Linked DNA regions of Homo sapiens: all the other regions are linked to region 1. The links are chromatin contacts, found by Hi-C or POLR2A ChIA-PET in ENCODE. All regions are on one chromosome and are shown on one strand. Each heading gives the region's core, a stretch centred on a gene start or an enhancer-like site at or near the end of the contact. The rest is flanking DNA. Distances are from core to core; before and after follow the strand shown.

Region 1 (4,258 bases), core at 904-3,403:
TCACTGGTCACTGCACTGGGACGAGCTGGCCAGTGAAGGGACTTTGGACCCTAGTAGCAGTTTGGCATTTCTAAGTGGGTAAAAAGAATTAACTTCATAAAAATCAATAGGAATCCACTCACTCTCTTCAGCCCTTAAACAGGGACCACCCAATAATGCCTTTCGCTGTTTGATATTGAGGGGTTCCTTTCTACAGATGCCTCTTGCCCAGGCTGGGCATGTTTAATCTGCATGGAGCTTAAAGGTAACCCTGGCCTGGTGGCTGCAGATTGCATTCTGGAAACTCCAGTTCCCAAATCTACTGCCTTACAAGCTTCCAACAGAACAGCTTGACGCGGTGGATCCTTTCTTTTTGAAAATGTTAGCGAATGAGAAGTAAATCAAAGCTTTGAGCCTTGCCCGTTAGGCTGCCCCTGTGTATGGAGCTCAAAGGGGATACTTCTCTCCCCCTCCCCATCAGTGACAAAAGGCTCTCTAATCCTGATTTCCTTACAAAAAAACACAAAGTGTAAAACCAGCCTAGGGACTGCAAATAAAATGAATACTGGAGGAGCAGCTGGCACATTAATGCCCCTGAAAGCACTAGCTGGCACCTCACCCTGAAACCAAATCGCCCTGTCTCCATGGGGGCTGGGGACAGATTTAGTTTTGTAACAACACAATGAAGTATATTTTTAACAAATAAACACAATCTTGGCAGAAGCATAGGCATCTTTAGCCAGTAAATACTTCGTGCACTTGTGCTCAACTTTCCATATCCCCTACATCCCCCAGCCATCGCCCCACAAATGAAATGAAAGCTGGGAAAAGAAGTAAACTATCACAAATTCATTAAATCAGAAAAGATGTCTGTGGCCTCACTTTACAACCAAATATTACCTCTCCTTCTGAGTGGCCACTGTCTAAACAACCCTCGGCAATTTTATTTGCATTTCCTGGCCTTGACTCTTGCTTAATAGCTGGTGCTGTTTGTATTTAATCACTATTTTCTGAACTCTGTCTCTTGTCCATTTCACCTTTTCTCAAAACAAGCCCAGCCTGCACTTCTGGGAAATTATAGTGCCAAATCTTCAAGGCAGGTTAAGTAAAGAGCCGAGCTTGGAAAAGCACAAATCGTTTTGGAATATCTGGGTGTCAATGTCCAGGATTCTTGGGGACCAATGACGAGCAAGATTCAGGAACACAGCCAGTTTTTCTTAGCATTTTGTCCAGGCCCATGCTGGGAATTCGCAGCTGCTGTGTGTCGGCTCAGGGGAGATTTATTGGGAAAGAGTGAGTTTTAGTTAATTCCAGCAGCTCGTGAAAGCCACATATGACTGTCACCCAAGGGTCCAGATTACTCTCTCCAAGGGAGAGATAACTGTGAGGGAGAAGTGAGAAGAGGATGCTGAACGCAGGAAAAACGAATGACGGAAGAGAAAGAACATTCATGTGGGATTCAGGCTGCAAACAGGGAAAATCCCAGAGAATGAACCCCTTCTCTTTTTCTGAATGCTACACCCCACTCCCTGTGGCTCCCAGCCTCTCATAATTGCAGTTTGGATTGGAGTGCTTCTCTTGGCTACTGAGTGTGATCACACTTAATTTCAAGTAGCAAAGTCCATTTCAACCCATATTTTCATACTGACAAGGTGAATCTGAGTAATAGCTGTATCGAGGCTGGTTTTGGAATGACTTGCCCTGTCGATGTGAGTATTTCTCTTAAAAAAGAGAATGTGTGTAATAGTTCAGAAATAACCTTTTGCTGTCCCTAGAATCACCTCAGGAATCCCGTGAAGAGCAGCTCTTTGAATTTGCTGGTCAGAAAAGATTATTGCCTCCAAATGTTGTCTCCTAGGTCTCGTTCACTTTATCTCTGTTTGGGTATTTCACCCCAGCATGTCCTAAGCTCTGTCAAAATCTCCAGCTTCTTTTCACTTTCCTGACACCTGGTTTAGAACCTAACTTAATTTTTTTTTTTTTTTGTCTTCCTTAGCTTCTGACTAAGGCTTTTTTGTGTTTCACTGGTTTTTAGATGTTTGAAACTGATTTCAGAGGTTTGGTTGTTCTTGAGTAATTTCAGAGACATGGTTCCTCATTGTATCAAGGGATGATTTTGCTCAATGAAGCCTGACTCTCAGAGGCGGAGGATGGCATAGCAGTTCCAGGTTTTGAGTTAGGACAGAAATAGGACAATGTCCAGGGGCACAGGGGAGCCATCTGCCTCCTTAGGCTCTTTACTTCTGTCTCATTACCTAGTTTTGTGTCCTGTGCACATTCCTGAGAGAGATGGGATGGACCACTGTTGGCTTAGATTGCTCAGGATCCACTCTCTGTATCTGGAAACACCTTTGAGGGAAGCACATGGCTGAAGGGAGGTGGGGTATAGCTGAACCAAATGGGAATTTGGTTAGGGAGGTCAAGATGGGGAATGGATGTTGGAAACAAGTAGCATCTGTAACACTGCTCTTTTGTGTCCTTCTTTAGAAACTTACAAACTCTCAATATTTTATTTTTTTTAATTAATTAATTTTTTTACTTTATTTTTTGAGACAGGATCTTACTCTGTCACTCAGGCTGGAATGCGGTGGTGCATTCACAGCTTGTTGTAGCCTTGACCTTCTGGACTCAAACAATCCTCCTGCCTTAGTCTCCCAAGTAGCTGGGACTATAGGCACATGCCACCATACCTGGCTAATTTTTTTTCATTTTTTGCAGAGTCAGGGTTTCACTATGTTGCCCAGGCTGGCCTTGAACTCCTGGGCTCAAGTGATCCTCCTGCCTCAGTCTCCCAAAGTGGTGGGATTCCACCACTCAGGATTTTAATTGCCTATTGCCTCTATGCAGATGAACCTCAAATCATTATTTTTGGCTAAGGCCCCTTCTGCTCTCTAGCTACACATTCACTTTCAATGTTGTTACCTCTAATCCAACTTATATGATTGATATTCATCTTCTTTCATCTTACTCACTTCACTCAAACTCGGTCCTTCTGCTGACTTCCCTATTCTGTTTATTGTAGCACCTTTTTTTTTTTTTTTGAGATGGAGTCTTGCACTGTCACCAGGCTGCAGTGCAATGGTGTGATCTCGGCTCACTGCAACCTCTGCCTCCCAGGTTCCTGCGATTCTCCTGCCTCAGCCTCCTGAGTAGCTGGGTTACAGGCACGTGCCACCACGCCCAGCTAATTTTTGTATTTTTAATAGAGATGGGTTTCACCATGTTGGCCAGGATGGTCTCAAACTCCTGACCTCGTGATCCACCCACCTCAGCCTCCCAATGTGCTGGGATTACAGGTATGAGACACTGCGCCTGGCCATATTGTAGCACCATTCTTATAATTATTTAGACTTACTCTTCATAACCTCACCTTCCGTATGCCTATATTAATCTAGTCACCAAACCCTAATGACTCGTTCCTGGAGGAATTACTCTCATTCCTCTCTTTCTTTCCATTTTTGTTGTCACCACTCAGTTTAGACTCCTATCATCATATGCCTGAGCTAGCTTCTTGATAGGCCCTTCTTCCTTTGGTCTCTTCCCTGGTAATTCACATTGATGTAAACAGACACCTCATAAATCTTCCCAACAAGACTGCAATCATGTCAACTCTTTGCTCAAAAATCTTTATTCCTATTATCTCAAGATTTAGTACAAACTCCTTAGCTTCATATTCAAAGTAACCTTCCTCAATCTGATTCCAACCTACCTTTGGAGTCAACCTACCCTCAGTGATTTCTCTCTCTACTACTACATGTGAACCCTTCACCAACCATAAAGTTCCACTCAGTCTCTCTAAACACATCCTTTAGAGAGTGAATACAAGTTTGATTTCACAGCTTGCCACCTGCTAGCTGTGCATCTTTAGGCATAGTAACTTGCCTTTAGAAGCTTCAAATTTTGTATCTAAAATGTGGTTTTTAGGTGAATCATAAATGTGATCACATGATAAAGAATGCATGGAACATAGTAGTTTCTCAATACAAGTTTATGATGGAACAATGAGTGGCAATTCTTGATATTAAGCCTTAAAAGACCCTCTCCAAGCTAAATATTTGAAAGTCTTGACCTACATCTGAAGCTTTATTTCTCTCCTCTCACTTTTTCTCCATGGACTCAGTAATATTAACTTGTTTCCCACTCCCTGGATAGTGCAAGCCCTGCCAAATATTCCATGCTCTTACATATATTTCTACTCTCTATGAGGTTCTTCTTTCTTTGTCTACCTAGGGAGCTCCACTCATCCTGTGAGATCCAGGTTGAAAGTCTTCTCTTCTCT
Region 2 (4,258 bases), core at 1,202-3,701, 220 kb after region 1:
ATTTTGCCATTGCTTTGGCAGAAGTGCAAAAATTTGGGAAAGAATAATAGCATCACTATAACGAACATTTATTGAGCACTTACTCTGTGCTAGGTGTTGTTCAAAGCATCTGACATGTATCAACTTATTGTATTAGTCTCCTCAGCATGTAGAGATAGATTGCCATTATGATATTCATGCCACAGATCATGAAACTGTGGCCCAGATGTTTGAAGAATTTCCCTAAGATCATCCACCAAGTAAATCATGAAATCAGGATTCCAAGCAGTCTAGCTCCAAAGCCTGTACTATTTTACTTTATTTTATTTATTTTATTTTATTTTTTTTGTAGCGACGGAGTCTCATTGTATTCCCTAAGCTGGTCTTGAACTTCTGAGCCCAAAATATCCTTCTGCTTCGGCCCTTCAAAATGCTGGGATTAAAGCCTGCATTCTTCAGGCTGGGAGTGGTAGCTCATGCCTGTGATCCAAGCGCTTTGGGAGGCTAAGGCGGGTGGATCACTTAAGCTTAGAAGTTCGAGACCAGCCTGGGCAACATGGTGGAAATCCCCTCTTTACAAAAAAATACTAAAATTAGCCAGGGGTGGTGGCACACACCTGTAGTCCCATCCACTGGGGAGGCTGAGGTGGGAGGATTGCTTGAACCCGGGAGGTTGGGGTTGCAGTGAGCCATGAATGTGTGACCGCACTCAAGCCTGGGTGATAGAGTAAGGCCCTATCTCAAAAAAAGAAAAGAAAAGAAAAAGAAAAGAGGGGGAAGGAAGGAAGGAAGGAAGAAAGAAGGGAAGGAAGGAAGGAAGAAAGGAAGGACTGTATTCTTAACCTCTATTGTCTCTCAAACTTACAGCATTGATAAGTGGTAGGAAGATTCTTCAAATCCAGAGAGTCTGATTGTAGATCATCCCACTATAATGTCTCCTGAGCTGCAATGGATTTTTCAAGTATATTAGACTTTTACGTTCATGGAGACTCGAGTGGTCCAGAAAAAGTTACTTGGTTTAGGATCTTCTTGAAGTTGTAGCAGTCTGGTGTCTCAATAACAGTGCTCTATTGGTTTAATATAAAATAGCAATCTGAAGAAGGAAGTTGAGTGTAAACCTCACAAAGTGTTCAGCAAAATCCCTGCCCAGCTGTTAGTGTCCCAAACTAAAACGGAGAATTCAAACAAAATCACTTCTTGTCTCTGTAAAGGTCAGCTAAGATAAAAATGGTTTAATATTTTTCCCTTCTCTATATGACCAAAACATTGCCAGTGTCCAGGGAACATAAAAAACAAAAACAAAAACAAAAAAAACCCAGAAATCTTGGATATAGGAAATCACTACACGGTCTTTACATGTGTTTTTTTAGGCTTTCTAAAGGGCTTTTTGGATATCAAATGAATCTTCCCAGCTTCCAGGAAATAAACAGATGGCAGGTATCATATTAATTCAAAAATGTGATTAGAATTTGAAGAAAGATCTGCTCGGGTCTTCTCTTTCCCCATCTCCCCCAAAGATGGAACTAATTCTAGTAAGAGGGTCCATTTTGAAGCAGGAGAGAAAAATAAAATGCCTTTTAAGGCCAGTGTTACTGGATGAAGATCATCTTTCTTTTTCTTTTTCTTTTTTTTTTCTTTTTTTTCGAGACAGAGTCTCACTCTGTCACCCACGCCGGAGTGCAGTGGCATAATCTCGGCTCACTGCAACCTCTACCTCCCGGGTTCAAGCACTTCTGCCTCAGCCTCCCGAGTAGCTGGGATTACAGGTGCTCAGCACCATGCCTGGGTAATTTTTGTATTTTTAGGGGAGATGGGGTTTCACTGTGTTGGCCAGGCTGGTCTCAAACTCCTGATTCCCTCTGATCCTCCTGCCTTGGCCTCCCAAAGTGCTAGGATTACAGGCATGAGCCTCCAAGTCCGGCTGGAGCTCAGCTTTCTGATGACTCTCTAGGAGCTGAGAGTATGGAAAAGGAATTGCTGAAGAAAGTGGGATGGGATCAAAGGCAGGTTTACACAATGTGTAAGCTATGGGGGCAGTGGGGGGAGGGGGGGGCTCCATCTTAGAAATCCTTTCTTCTTTTCATCTAGTAATTAGCTATTCTCATACCCAAATTAAAGTATTTCTCCCTAACATTCAGTAAATAAATGTGAAACAAACAAACTCCAACAAACAAAAGGATACTGTTGGTTTGTCAGAAAAAGTTCTTTTCTGTTATTCTCCAGTTTTCAGGAGGGAAACACCTCACCCACTCTCTTAATAGATTTGACCTACCTTTGCTTGAGAACATCTTTCATTTCCATGGAAGCTTTAAAGAAACAGTAATACATCACAGCAAGGCTTCCCAACCTTTTTTGTCAAAGAGAAGCTGCTTTTCATTTTCCCTAAAGCTTTAAGGTCAAGAGATGGGGGTGGGGAGTTCCCAGTAGATTATTCCATTCCTCCTCGGGGAACTTAACAACCCCAGGCCACTGACGTGAGCACCATCAAATCAGGCTTCCAGATCTACCCACATTTACTGGTTAAGAACTCCCATACAAGAATTCTTCCTTTCAATGAGAAATGGAAAAACTCATAAAAAAAATAAGCAATTGCTTGCTGTTTCACTTTCCCAGAAGATGTTCTGAGCACCAGTTAACCTCATTTGCCATCAGAATCAGCCAAAACAGTGAAAGTGACATAGTTTAGCCTCTGAAAATTATTTCTTCATAGCTGGACACCATCCATGTATATTCCCCAAACCAAGTTTTCTGTGAATGCCCTTGTTGCTCTAGGCAGAGTTTCCAGGCTTGCCTTCCCCATTGAATGGAATGTTCAGCCAGGTTTCCACCCCTTGGAGGGCTACTTTCCTGCTAAGATAAGAATTTCTCTGGAAATAAATTACTGACTGTAGGTGCTCACAATCTCACTATCCATTTGCTCTTAAACCAACTCACAATTCTTGAGTTTTCAGAGTAAAAACTATGCTTCCCTTCTGGATTGGAGGACATGCAGTGTAGAGATGAAAAAATTATTTTATCTATCCAGGTGGCCATGCTAAGATGGCTCCCTAGGACTGCCCTAGGCAGGACCCTATAGGCAACAGAAATCAGCCCCATCGAGTTGTAGATTTAATAGTTGGAAGAAATCGCAATGGATCATTTGATCCAGTTCAGACATCTTGGGTAGAATGACTCCATTTTACTGAAGACAAAGTGGAGAGCCTGAAAGGTGAAAGGCATATCCAAGGTTATCTGGTCATCTTGTAGAGCTAGAGAAGGCAGGAGACCTAGGGCCCTTATCTACTATCTCCTACTTCAATACACTGCTTTGCAAATGCTTAAAGGACTATAGGATGCCAATACCTAATGACTTTCTCATGCCCATGAGGTGTTTGCAAGGGAGAAAGAATGGAATACTTCTTAATACAACATAGGAGGTCCTATGATATCAATTCCTTCTGAGGTCTAACTTAATCTGACCCAAACCCAGCTGGGCATGGTGGCTCACACCTGTAATCCGAGCACTTTGGGAGGCTGAGGCAGGAGGACTGATTGAGCCCAGGAGTTCGTGACCAGCCTGGGCAACATGGTAAAACCACCATCTCTAAAAAAAATAAAAAATAGATTAAAAACCTGACCCAAACTTGAGCAAAGGAATGACCTGTAACATATTCGGTATTTATGGATTGATGGACTATTTTAATTAATTAATTGATGTTTTAGAGACAGGGAATCCCTCTGTTGCCCAGGCTGAAGTACACTAGCACAATCATAGCTCACTGCACCCTCCACTCCTGAGCTCAAGTGATCCTCCCACCTCAGCCTCCGGAGTAGCTAAGACTACAGGCGTGTACCACCATGCTCAGCTAGTTTTTTAATTTTTTGTAAAGATGGGGTCTTACTATGTTGCTCAGGCTGGCCTTGAACTCCTGGGCTCAAGTGATCCTCCTGCCTTGGCATCCCAAAGTATTGGGATTACGGGTATGAGCCATGGTGCCCATGAGGATTGACTTAGATGCCTGTCTTCATAACATAGTTCCTTACCCATTTTTGTGAACTTTATTACACACATTGTCCTCTGCTGAAGTCTTCTCTTGTTTTTCTCATGTCTTGCCACCTCAACTCGGTTTTTTGATATTGTTTGGGTCTTTCCTTCATCACTGAATGATTCTTCAAATGTCAGATAGTTGGAGCTGGGATTAGGGGTGAGTGTCAATAATTTGAGCTACTTCGAGGCAGAGGCAGGAGAATCACTTAAGTCCAGGCATTTGAGACCAGCCTGAGCAACACAGAGAGACCC
Region 3 (4,258 bases), core at 902-3,401, 200 kb after region 1:
CTGAAAGGACATACAAAATTTTACCACATCTACCTCTTTGGTCTCAACTTCCATTCATTCCCTGGACTCCAACCCAACTGGCCTCCTTTCTCTTCTTCCAATATACCAAACATGTGCGCTTGCTTTTCTCTCTGCCTAGAATATTTTCCCTACCTGTCATATCCACATAGCTTGAACTCATGCTTTATGTTTATCTTTGCTCCCATATGGCCTCATCAAAGTGGCCTTTCCTAAGCACTCTAAAATAACACCTCTTTCTCTTTACTGTGCCTTTTTTCTTCCCCTCCTCCTCCTTCTCCTCTTCCTCCCCCTCCTCCTCCTCCTCCTCCTTCTTCCTCTTCTTTTTTTGAAACAGGGTCTCTTTCTATCTCCCAGGCTGGAGCGCAGTCTCGTGATCTCAGCTCACTGCAATCTCCAACTCCCAGGCTCAAGCCATCCTCCTACCTCAGCTCTTCAACTAGCTGGGACCACAGGCACACACCACCATGCCCAGCTAATTTTTCTATTAGGTTGGTGCAAAAGCAGTTGCGGTTTTTGCCACTACCTTTAATATTTTTAGTAGAGACAGAGTTTCTGCATGTTGCCCAGGTTAGTCACCAACTCCTGGGCTCAAGTGATCTACCCACTATGGCCTCCCAAAGTGCTAAGATTACAGGCATGAGCCACTATGCCCAGCCACTGTTTTTGTAAATAAAGTTTTATTGAAACATAGCCATGCTCATTTGTGCATATATTGTCTATGACTGCTTTTGTCTACAACAGCAGAGTTGAGTAGGTATGACAGAGACTACATGAGCTAGAGGCCCAAAATATTTACTATTTGGCTCTCTCTTTGCAGAAAAAAAATTGTCAGTCCTCGGGCCAGAGGGTAGAATGCATGGCAAGGATAGGGAGAAGATTAAAGGGGAGATGAGGGCAAGCTGGAAGGGATTTATGTGAGTTTAGATTTCATATGTAGGTCTAGAGAGAATGAGGCAATGGGTGCTTTTAGGCAAGGAAGTTCCTGAAAGGTACGATCTACGTCTAATATAATTTGTGCATAAAAACTGCTATGATATTTAAGCCAGTCCTTCTAGTGGCAGCTTTTGCAAGAATTCAAGCCTTAATGTCACTGCCATGTCTGGGATTAGCTCTTGAAATGGGAACCAAAAGATAGTGAAAATCCACTTACTTCCCGCCTCCCCCAAGCTAGACGTTGGTTTGGAAATGATCTATCTCCTGTGGTGAGTCTAGTGCAGATTGATCCAATAGTGTCCATTATAGCCTCTAAATATCTGGCCTGGGCTGACCTCAAGAATCCCAGAAACATGGATTGGTTCCAAGGTCACCCAGAAACTCGTTGGTCTTGCTTTAAGAAACTACAGAAATTTGAAAAAACTCTGGAATCATTTCTATATAGGATGACAAACAAAACTCAAGTGTTAGTGGTATGACATTATAGCCTCTAAATATCTGGCCCGGGCTGATCTCAAGAGTCCCAGAAACATAGATTGGTTCTAAGGTCACCCAGACACTTGTTGGTCTTGCTTTAAGAAGCTCCAGAAATTTGAAAAAACTCTGGAATCATTTCTATATAGGATGACAAACAAAACTCAAGTGTTAGCGGTGTGACAACTCATCAGATCTTTTCCGAGTTCTCTAAACCATGTGGATCAGTTTAGACTTTGCCACTGGGTGAGGTCAAAAGATTGCTGATCCATCTTGCTTTCACTGAGATTGGATTTCACAATAAAGCAGCCTTTCCCCTGGTGTCTTTGGCTCTCAGGATTTTGATTCCGTCCAGACCCTAAGTAAAGGGCAGGAGAAAATTTTGAAAGAAAAAGAAAGAGAGCGGGAACAAATGTGTTCTGAATTTCACATAACAAAGTGGAGCTCTGGGTTGTGGTTGAGCTTGGGAGCAGATGCCCTCATCCCTCTTCCCTCTGAGAATGCAGTGGGGAAATATCTGGGCTGCTCCAGTGAAGCTGTGGCATTTGGGTTTAATCTGATAGACCTGAATGTGCCTACTCTGAATCCAGACGAGGTTTTGGCCTGATGTTTTTGCCCAAACCTCAAGTGAGTATAAGCAAAGGAAGCCAAGTTCCCCACTTGTATCTACTGACTCATTCTACTAGAAGTCCGTTGCCCTTGTAACAGTTCGTGTTGTTTATTGGCTTCTGCCTTAAAAAATTTAAAATATAGTTGAACTGAAAGTTGATAGGTTATCATTTGAAGGAGGAAGTGGAAAGTTCCAAAACAGACAACAAAAGAAGCAAAACTTTGATTTTCACTGTGGCTGTTAGGACCCGCCCTTCCTCCTGAATTTTCAGCAGATGAGAGGGATTTTTTGTTTGTTTGTTCAATTTAATGCTTCAATTTTCAGGAAGGAGCCAGATGAAGCTTCTTAGGCATTATCTGCCTGGGACGTGATGAATTAATTGCAGGCCTCATTTTGTAGCAGTCGGTATCAATGGATGGGGTGCTAGTTCAGCCCTTTTGAAAGTATGTAGCAGACGGAGGTGGCTCCAATAATTACATTAAGACCGTGGATACACACTTGCCTTAGGGATTTGGAGTTGCGCTTAATCAAATCTGGATTTGACATTTCACAGCCCACATCAAGGATTTCTACAAAGGAACAGCAGAGCATTGCCAGCTCCTGCTCTTACTTAGCATCTCCTCCTGAGTAACTGAACAGTCCTTGTGCTAATCTTATTGATGCTTTGGCTGCATTTCTGCCCTGCTGCACAGCACTCAGCTTCTGTAGACCATCTTTTCTTTCATCTTTTTCTCAGTGAAAAAGTGTTTATTAAGTGTCCATCATGTGCCAGGGCCCTGGGTTAGGATCTGGGGTAGGGTAGATAGGGTGGTGAAAAAGGCTGGATTCTGAGCTCCTGCATTCGTAAAAGGTTACACCTAAGGCCAGAAGCAGTGGCTCATGCCTGTAATCCCAGCCCAGGCAGGTGGATCTCTTGAGCCAAGGAGTTCGAGACCAGCCTGGGCAACATGGCAAAACCCTATCTCTACAAAAAATACAAAAATTAGCTGGGCATGGTGATATGTACCTGTAGTCCCAGCTACTCGGGAGGCTGTGGGGAGATCACTTTAGCTGTGATTATGCCACTGCACTCCAGCCTGGGTAACAGAATGAGACCCTGTCTCAATTTTTTTGTTTGTTTGTTTGAAAAGGTTACACATAGCAGGAGTTACAGAAGGCTAACCCGTGGCTCAAAAGCAATGAACTGTTTTTCAGTTCATTACCTACCACGTGCCAGATAGAGGTAATACAAGGAAGAGTAATAGATGATGCCTGCCCTTGAGGAGTTTAAAGTTCAATGGGGTGGTTTCCAAACTTTAGTAACCCCAGAGGTCCCAGGGATGCCTATTTAAAATGAGGACAAGGAACACGGGAGGCGGAGGTTGCAGTGAGCCAAGATCGCACCATTGCACTCCAGCCTGGATGACAACAGCCAAACTCCGTCTCAAAAATAAATAAATAAATAAATAAATAAATAGTAAAAATAAAATGAGGATGAAGACTTTGCATTTTTATAGGCAGGTATTTCTGAAGTAATTGTTCTTTGGATCATATTTTGAGAAATACTGATAAAAGTATAAGTAATATAAACAAACAGTTGCTTAAATAGCCCCTGTCACAGTAAAGGCGCAAAGGTAGAAGAGCTCAGTTCTCCTTGGGAGGCCATAGAAGGCTTCCAAGATGAAGATCTAGATCAGATCTTGTAGAATGATATACAGTTTAATAGGTAGACAATACCACAGGTAAAGCAGTCAAGGGAGAGAAAGAATTCCAGGCAGAGAAGAGAGCAGGCACAAGACACCAAGGTGGAGAGAATGCACCTATTTAGGTGCCCTGTGAGTACAGAGCGGAGGTACAGGGGAGTTAGGTGATTAAATTTGCATTTTAGGTAGATCATTCAGATGGCAATGGGGTATTTGGTAGGAGACAAACAGGATAGGGGGCAGGGAAAATTTAGGAGTTTCTCGATTAGTGTTGTTAATTGTAAAAATAATAGGTTTGTTGTCAGGATAAATATGCAAAATATTCATTGGTTGTAGGGACATCTATGTATTGAGCTTCTACTGTGAGTTCAGTATTCAGCTGGGGAGAACCACATGTGAATAGATAATTAGAAAGTGATCATGACAATGATAGACATCCACACAGGGTATTTGTGTGGAAACCCAGCCCCAGGAAGAGCTGGAATCACAGAGGAGCCAGGTTGCCAGCACCTTCACTTGGGAGTTCCACCACTGGCAT

Evidence for each region. A loop is a pair of places that touch in the nucleus more often than their neighbours do. ChIA-PET counts read pairs that join two places held with the same protein, here RNA polymerase II (POLR2A). Pooled maps may share reads with other maps.
Region 2: a loop to region 1 is called in a map of heart right ventricle, with 1.8 times the contacts of the local background. The contact joins two enhancer-like sites. A Hi-C loop is called at or near these places in 1 of 168 maps with a recorded cell type or tissue (heart right ventricle) and 2 of 50 pooled maps. POLR2A ChIA-PET finds 5 or more read pairs at or near these places in 5 of 52 experiments (CD4-positive, alpha-beta T cell, CD8-positive, alpha-beta memory T cell, activated B cell and 2 more).
Region 3: a map of naive thymus-derived CD4-positive, alpha-beta T cell shows a loop between it and region 1 (7-fold over the local background). The contact joins two enhancer-like sites. A Hi-C loop is called at or near these places in 2 of 168 maps with a recorded cell type or tissue (heart right ventricle and naive thymus-derived CD4-positive, alpha-beta T cell) and 8 of 50 pooled maps. POLR2A ChIA-PET finds 5 or more read pairs at or near these places in 3 of 52 experiments (B cell, activated CD4-positive, alpha-beta T cell and activated naive CD4-positive, alpha-beta T cell).

What each region holds. Positions count from the first base shown.
Region 1 is chr12:92,500,531-92,504,788 of GRCh38, reverse strand. No RefSeq gene overlaps it. Among named protein-coding and RNA genes, the nearest start is that of LINC02397, 36 kb to the right of the region's middle. RefSeq lists an enhancer at 1,712-1,961. Within about 2 kb of position 2,153, at least 6 of the 41 ENCODE cell types and tissues checked have a DNase peak (open chromatin) inside an H3K27ac peak, as active enhancers do; they include B cell, where a contact is called at or near this core.
Region 2 is chr12:92,276,929-92,281,186 of GRCh38, reverse strand. All of the region lies in intron 2 of LINC02391 (long intergenic non-protein coding RNA 2391), which reads left to right. Among named protein-coding and RNA genes, the nearest start is that of LINC02391, 85 kb to the left of the region's middle. Within about 2 kb of position 2,451, at least 4 of the 41 ENCODE cell types and tissues checked have a DNase peak (open chromatin) inside an H3K27ac peak, as active enhancers do.
Region 3 is chr12:92,295,969-92,300,226 of GRCh38, reverse strand. The region is part of intron 2 of LINC02391 (long intergenic non-protein coding RNA 2391); the gene reads left to right. Among named protein-coding and RNA genes, the nearest start is that of LINC02391, 66 kb to the left of the region's middle. RefSeq lists enhancers at 2,076-2,125, 2,156-2,245. Within about 2 kb of position 2,151, at least 5 of the 41 ENCODE cell types and tissues checked have a DNase peak (open chromatin) inside an H3K27ac peak, as active enhancers do; they include B cell, where a contact is called at or near this core.